Linked DNA regions of Homo sapiens: region 1 is linked to region 2. A link is a loop called in an ENCODE intact Hi-C map of the cell type or tissue named here. Cell type or tissue: endothelial cell of umbilical vein. All regions are shown on one strand.

Region 1 (4,000 bases), 150 kb before region 2:
GCCACGTTGGCCAGCCTGGTCTCAAACTCCTGGCCTCAAGTGATCTGCCTGCCTTGGCCTCCCAAAGTGCTGGGAGCACAGGGGTGAGCCCCCATGCCCCGGCCCAGCAGCACTTCTGAAACTCAGATGGGCACACAGGTCCCCTGGGATCTTGCTAAAGTATGGATTCTGACTGGGCGGGGGTGGGGAGGGGAGACGCTGCATTCCCAGCCAGCTTCCAGGTGAGGCGGATGCTGTGGGTACACCACTCACACTGAACAGTGATGATCCTAGGCTCGCAGGCACCACAGTCATTAAAACAGAAATCCCTGTTGGGGCCGAGGTAGGATGGGAGGGACACAAAAGGTCATCTGTTTCCACCTAAAGCTAAGACACCAGGGGCCTTTGTCCGGATGCCCAGTCCACACCTTAGGCCAACAGCGTCAGCATCCCTGGGGTGGGGCCCAAGTGTGGCTTTCTTGTGCCACCAAGTGAATCCCACGTGTCCTCGGGGTGAGAACTGCTGCTCTCGGGGTTGAGTGCAGCACCCGACAGGCACTCTACAGTCCCCTGCACTTGCTGCTTTCTTGGGCGGCCTCTTCAATTTCCTACTAGTTGTATTTATGAGTCAGTTTTTCCTGCTGAGCAAAAATACTGCTCTCCCTCCTCCCTGCTGTGCTCCTGGAGCTTCTACTCATTTCCTCTTGCCATATGTCCAGGGGTCACACAGAATGACAGCCCTCAGATTATTGTTTAAATTGAGGTAAAATTCACATAACATAGAATTAACCATTTAAAAATGTACAATTCAGTGGTGTTCACTGCATTCATAATGTTGTGCAACTACCACCTTTCTCTGGATTCAAAACCTTCTTATTTCCTCAGAGAAACAGCCTGTACCCACTGAGCTATGCTCTCACTCCCACCTCCCCCAATTCCCTGTCTCAAGGGATTTTCTTTTTCTGGATATTCACAGAGAGGGACTATACAACCTTTTGCCATGGCGTCTTTCATTTAGCATAATGCTTTCGAGGTCCCTCCACATTCGGGCATATTTCAGAATTTGCTTCCTCTTTAAGACTGAATAATATTCCTATATATATACATATGGTACCACATTTTCTTCATTCATCCACTGATGGGTGCTTGGGTCGCTTCCATATTTTGGCTATTATGAATAACGCTGCTGTGAACATTGTTCATAAGTTAACATAAGTTTCTGCAGGGACATATGTTTTCATTTCTCTTGGGTATAGACCAAGGAGTGGAACTGCTGGGTCATATGGTAATTCTATGTTTTAACGGTTTGAGGAGCCACCAAACTGTTTTCCACAGCGGCTGCACCAGTTTACATTCCTACCAGCCATGTATGAGTGTTCCAATCTCTCCATATGCTCACCAACACTTGTTATTTTCTATTTCAAAAGAATTCTTTTAAATTAAAGCCATCCGAGGGATGCAGTTGGCCTTCAGATATTGGAGCAGAGTGATCTTGTCCCCCCCAGAGGTCCCCCATTTCAGGCCAAATATCTTCAGTTGCTCCCCACTTCTTGACTGTCAAAGACACCCTGAAATGTGGTTTTCAGAAGTGGGCCCGGTGTCCCTGTGTGGAGGGACCAGCCCTCAGCCGTGCAGGCCACCAGTGGCCAACCCCAGAGCTGACTCTCCTGACCACTGATTCGGAGCCTCTCTCCTTGAGTGGCTGCTAGGACACATCTTGTCCCTTGTTGATGGTTGTTTTTTAACCTAAAAAAGTGAAATCCTTTTGCAAAGAACACAGCACCATATCCAGTGTGAAGCACGATATTAAGAAAGGCCTGGCCACAGTGAGCACTGTCTCTAAAAAGGGAATCAGGAGGTCCTGCCATTTCCCACAACATGGTCGGGCCTGGAGGACATTATGCTAAGCAAAGTAAGTCAGACACAGAAAGAAAAATACTGCATGATCTCACTTACATGCGGAATTAAAAAAACAGAGATAAGAGAAGAAAATAGTGGTTACCAGGGGTTTGGGACGGATGGAAGGAAGGGAGAGAGAAAAGGAGGAAGTAGAGTTCAAAGGATACAAAGTAGCAGGTGAGGGGGGGTCAGCAAGGCTAGAGTAACATGAGGATTGTAGTTAATAACATTGTAGTGCATTAGGAACTGTTGTTAAATAAGTATATTTTTAGCTCCTCTTGTCACACAAAAAAGTAACTGTAACATGATGGATATGTTAACTTGCTTCACTATAGTAACCCGTTTCCTGTCTATACATATCCCGTAATACGTTGTAAACCCTAAATACAATAACATTTATCTTAAAATATAATTATCAATGAAGCAAATGATTCATGTTTAGCAACATGTGCCCTGGAGATCTATTGCACCTTCATGAAAATATTTAGAAGGCTTTTTTTTTTTTTCTTTTTTTTTGAGACAGAGTCTCGCTCTGTCGCCCAGGCTGGAACACAGTGGTGCGATCTCCGCTCACTGCAACCTCCCAGGTTCAAGTGATTCTCCTGCCTCAGCCTACCAAGTAGCTGAGATTACATTGTATGCCACCATGCCTGGCTAATTTTTGTATTTTTAGTAGAGATGGGGGTTTCACCATGTTGGCGAGGCTGGTCTTGAACTCCTGACCTCAAGTGATCCACCCGCCTCAGCCTCCCAAAGTGCTGGGATTACAGGCATGAACCACCGTGCCTGGCCAGAAGGCATTTTCTTTTAAATAATTTACAGTGTCTTTAAAAAAATTAGCGGTGAACGTTTAAAACCCAGGTTATATTATTTGGACTCAGATGAATTTCAAACAAGTAAACATCTCTCCCTTATAGTTGGGTATCAGTGAGAATCTACAAAATCAATGCCACCAAAATTAGAAAACTTTTTTTGAAACAAAACCGCAAAGTTACCTTGATTCTGTTAGCAGATAGCTGAAAGTGTATATTCTTACTGAACTTAATGTACCACACACGGCCATTTCAGTTGACGGTTAAAACCAGGTGTTCCTTTAGAAGAACAAACAAAGTAGCCAAATCTCTCCATGCCTTTTCTTCTTGCTTCAATGTCACAGAGGGAGCTATTCTCCAGCTTGTTGCTGTGGGTCTTTCTCATGTCCTTGTCCAACGCTGGAAAGAGGAACTGCTGGTTTTCCAGGTCCTCAGCTGCTTCCAAAGAAGGACATTCCGTTGTGGGTGACAGTCTCCTCCTGGCCTGCAGAGCCCTTGCTTAGGCAGAAATGTCAGGGAATGCTGCTTGCCTCACTCCTGGCTCCCTCCCGAGCTCCTCGGACAGTCCTCTATATTTTTTTGCCTTCTGCCCAGCTTTCCCTAGCATCTGGAGCCAGGGCCACTGCTCCTTGCACGGCCACACGCACTGACCTGGTCCCTGGAGGCTGTCTTCTGTCACAGGCTGCTTGTCTCAGCTGCTGCCAAACAACCTTCCGTGGACATAGGGGAATGCTGACTCGTCACCACTTTTTGCAATCACGGCAGGTCCACGGGGCCTACAAAGAACAGCACTCTGGTATTAGCTATACCACACGTAACTGATAAATTCTGCAGGCCCCAGACTATAAGTTTCCAGCACTTTTTATGTAGTGTTTCAGCCATGTTTACTGTTTGATAATTTCATTTTACTTGGTCCCTGGTATTGTACAAGAGAAGGTCCTTGGCATTCTTACAAGGCAGTATGTGAAATGAAATAAAAAGGATGCACCGGCTGAAGACACGGCTGCACTTGAGCCAAATGATGGGGTTCCCTAAGAGGGATGCCAAGCCAAGCTGCTTCGGTGATGAGTCACGCCATATTCAATTGACCAATGAAGGTTGGAACAGTAATCACAGGGTGCAAAAACATATCAGAAAATGCACATGGTGCTGTGTAAAATGGGTGCTATGACACTCACAGGATACTCTCAAGTGACAAGGTCCCCCGTGAAAACCCTTGGGGCTGTGAGCCCACCTGAGGGGAGGGGAGGCTGAAGGCTGCTTGGCCAATGCTTGCATGGCTCCAACTGTAAAGAAAAACAATCTTTAGA
Region 2 (4,000 bases):
TGGTTTAAGGGTGAAATCAGTGGTTCCAAACATTGAGCGCACATTAAATCACCTTGGAACATTGCATTGCAAGAATGCCCAGTTTCCATCCCTGAGCTGCACTAATCAGACTTTCTGGGATATGACGGTTTGGGTGATGTCGTTTTCATAGATTTAAAAGTGATTCTGAAGAAAAGCAGGGTTGAGAACTGCTGTTGAGTTCTTGATGTATGGATTGAGAAATTCGTTCTGAATCGAAACACCCTGTCATCCACTAGTTAAGAAAAATTAACTCTGTTTGCTACTGGTCCCCAAATGGGGCCAGTTGGGCTCTTATGGGAGGGCCCAGCAAATCTGAAACCTTGTTAGTGTACTCCAGACTTCTGCCTCATGCCTGTGTCCTTGGAAACCTAGGCTCCTCCTCTTGCCCTGTGATCCCAGGGGTCTGGCAGGTGAAGGTTTCAGCCATGTTTCACAGTGGGACACCTGCCATGGCTCACAAAGTTGTTGACTGTACGAATTCTGTGTAGTGTCCACTCATGTCCTCCCTGCCCACACCAGCCCTGCCCAGCTGTCTACATGAATCCTGGCAGGACTGAGGGAGGCAACTGAATCCAACCATCCTCACACAGGACAAAGCTATTGTTATGACTAACAATAAGTCACTCTCTATCCGTCTTAATTGCATCAGATCTACTGTTATTTAAACATTGCGTTTATAGTCCTTCTCCTCAAGTAGAAAGTAAGATTCATGAGAGCAAAGATCTTTATTGTGTCACTCACTGCTATGTTGCCATTGCCTAGAAAGGTGCCAGGCATATAGTAGACACTTAATTTACACATGATGCATGAATGGATGATGCAATAGCACCCATTTATGGAGTATGTATTATGTGCCAGGCTCTATATCACTTCACATGTATCATCATGTTTAATTCTCACAACAAGCTTAAGAGGGAGGTGCTACTATCTGTTCTCATTTTAGAGAAGCGGAAATTGAAATTCAGACAAGTTTACACACCTGCCCAAGGTTACACAGGTAGGAAGAAGCAAAGCTAGGACTTGAACCCATGACTTTTCAACTGCAAAGACCACGATCCTAACTATTATATTATACTCATTCCTCTTGCTGGGTATGGTGCAGGGACATGTATTTAGCAAGGACTGGCTGCTTGTCTGTCAGCCAGTCACAATCTGGTTGACTCTGGCACTGAGTAGTCATGTTAGTGGCACAATCTCCAGGGAGAGTTATTGCAATCTAAGGGCTGAAAAGGAAATAGATTCCTATACCTTACTCCCCAAATCCAAGGTTCTTCAGGATATCTACTGCAATGCTAGACAAGCTTATTAACTTTTTTTTTTTTTTTTTTTGAGACAGAGTTTCACTCTTGTTGCCCAGGTTGGAGTGCAATGGCGCAATCTCGGCTCACTGCAACCTCCGCCTCCCAGGTTCAAGCGATTCTCCTGTCTCAGCCTTCCAAGTAGCTGGGATTACAGGCATGCACCACCGCGCCTGGCTAATTTTTGTATTTTTAGTAGAGATGGGGTTTCTCCATGTTGGTCTGGCTGGTCTCGAACTCCCAACCTCAGGTGATCCACCCGCCTCGGCCTCCCAAAGTGCTGGGATTACAGGCGTGAGCCACCGTGCCCAGCCAACTTTTTTTTTTTTTCGGAAGTTTACCCTAGCAGCATATTGAAAGGGCCAAGGTGAGATCAAAGTATGTCTCTCTTGGGTAGTGAGACCCTGAATGACTTTTATTTTACCCTTTATATTTTTCTGCAATGCATATGTATATTCATTATAACAAAGATCCCCAAGTGCATTAGCCTACGTGAGTTCAAAGATTATTTTTGCCTCAGGTAAACAGTCCAGGGCAGAAAGGTGAGCTCTGCTTCATAAGGTCATCAAGGTTTCCAACTGGCCCAGCATGTCTGCCTTCAACATGTGGCTGTTCTTTGGGTTAAGGCTCCTGCTCCAGTTGTTCTCAACTTCGTGGTTGAAAGTAGCTCGCCAGCACCACCTCCAGGAGAGGGGCTGGAGGATTAGGAGAATCTCAACAGCTTCATCTTTAAGTAATTACTTATATCCCACTGCCCAAAACCTAGTTACATGGTTACAACTAGCTGCAGGGTTGAGGTTCATGTTTTTGTGTGTATAAATGCCAACACAATTTGTTGAAAACACTATCATTTCTTCATTGAATTTCCTTTGCACATTTGACAAACAAGATTGATTTGTGTCTATTTCTGTACTTTCTATTCTGTTCTGTTGATCTATGTGTCTCTCCCTCTGCCAATACCACACTGTCTTGATTCTTATAAGTCTTAAAATTAGATAGTGGGATTCTTCCAAAGCCAATTTTCTTTTGGCTATGCTAGTTTCATTGCCTTTTATATGAATTTCAAAATCAGCTTGTCAAATATCTGCAAAAAATTCTGCTAGAGTTTTGATTGACATTACATCAAAAGCATAGATTGATTTGGGTAAAATTGTCCTTTTTCTTGTTGAGTCTGCCAATCCATGAACATAGTATGTTTCTCCATATATTGAGGTCTTCTTTGAGTTATTTCATCAGCATTTTAGTGTTTTCAGCACATAGATTCTATGTATGTTTTGTTAAAATTATTTATACGTATCTCTTTTTGGGGGGGAGCTCTTATCATTTTTTGTTTGTTTCTGATTGTTTATTACTATCTTTATAAATATACATGATTTTTTGTATTGACCTTATATTCTAGAATGTGTTTAAACTCAGTATTATGTTTTCCCCAAAAATTTACATATTGAAGCCAGTTAACTGTATTTGGAGATAGGGGTTTTAAGGATGTAATTAAGGTTAAATGAGGTCATAATGGTGGGTCTCCAATCCAATAGGACTAGTGTCCTTATAAGAAGAGGAGAAGATACCAGGAATGCAAGTGTAGAGAAAACATCATGTAAGCAAGAAGGCAGTGATCTGCAAGCAAAGGAGAGAGGACTCACCAGAAATCAACTTGCTAGCACCTTGCTCTTGGACTTCTAGCTTATAGAAGTGTGAGAAAATAAATTTCTTCGGTTTAAGCCCCTCAGTCTGCAGTATTGTGTTATGTAGCGCTAGTGGACTAATACACTCACTGATTCCTTAAAGGAGCTTTTGGTAGACTTCTTGGGTTTTCTATATAGACAATTGTGTAAACTGCAAATAGGGAAAGTTTTATGTCTTCCTTCCAATCTGTATGTATTTTATTTATTTTTCATGCGTTATTGCAGAGTCTAGAAGTTCTAGTGTTATGACGTATACTGTGGTGATAGTGGACATCCTTCCCTGGCTTTGTTCCTGACCTTAGGGGCAAAGTATTCAGTTTTTCCCCATTAAGTATGATATTAGATGCAGGTTTTTGTTGATGCTCTTTATCAGGTTGAAGTGATTCCCTCTATTCCTAACTTGCAGATAATTTTTATCATGAGGTAGTGTTGTAGTTTGTCAAATATTTTTTCTGTGTCAATTTACATTATCATATGATATTTCTCCTTAGCTTATTGACACAGTGGATAACTTTGAATGATTTTTTGAATGATGAAGCAATCTTGCGTAACTAGAATAAATCTTACTTGGTTGTGGTGTATAAGTTCTTTTATATATTGCTGGATTCCATTTGTTAATATTTTGTTGAATATTTTGACATTTAGATTCATGAGAAACAGCCTGGGCAACATGACAAAACCTCATCTCTACCAAAAAGACAAAAATTAGCCAGGGGTGGTGCATGCCTACAGTCCCAGCTACTTGGGAGGCTAAGGTGGGAGGATCACCTGAGCCTGGGAGGTGGAGGCTGCAGTGAGCTGTGATCATGCCACTACATTCCAGGCTGGGTGACAGAGCGAGGCCTTGTCAAATAAATAAATAATAAATAAGTAAATAAATTGATGAGAGATATTAGTTTGTAGATTTAATTTTTATACTGTCTTTGTCTGGTTTTGATATCAGGGTAAAAATGGGCTCATAAAATTAGGCGGGATATATTCCCTCCTCTTTTCTGG

What was found. Peaks named below come from ENCODE experiments on the same cell type or tissue, not always from the same donor. Only the 100,000 strongest peaks of a DNase experiment are listed, where the experiment ranks them.
Region 1: it touches region 2 in a loop (5-fold over the local background); 9 of 110 quality-filtered maps call a loop at or near these places.

Annotation. Positions count from the first base shown.
Region 1 is chr2:100,877,507-100,881,506 of GRCh38, reverse strand. All of the region lies in intron 1 of NPAS2 (neuronal PAS domain protein 2), which reads right to left. Among named protein-coding and RNA genes, the nearest start is that of NPAS2, 59 kb to the right of the region's middle. In endothelial cell of umbilical vein, no CTCF peak of the experiment used is centred here; DNase peaks (open chromatin) are centred at 646, 2,016 and 3,666; H3K27ac peaks cover 3,669 bases.
Region 2 is chr2:100,728,462-100,732,461 of GRCh38, reverse strand. LOC105375310 (a long non-coding RNA gene) reads left to right here. Exons shown (of 3, transcript XR_001739612.2): 1 at 1-1,018. Among named protein-coding and RNA genes, the nearest start is that of LINC01868, 50 kb to the right of the region's middle. RefSeq lists a silencer at 1,821-2,115. In endothelial cell of umbilical vein, a CTCF peak has its summit at 2,002 (motif pointing left); a DNase peak (open chromatin) is centred at 2,001.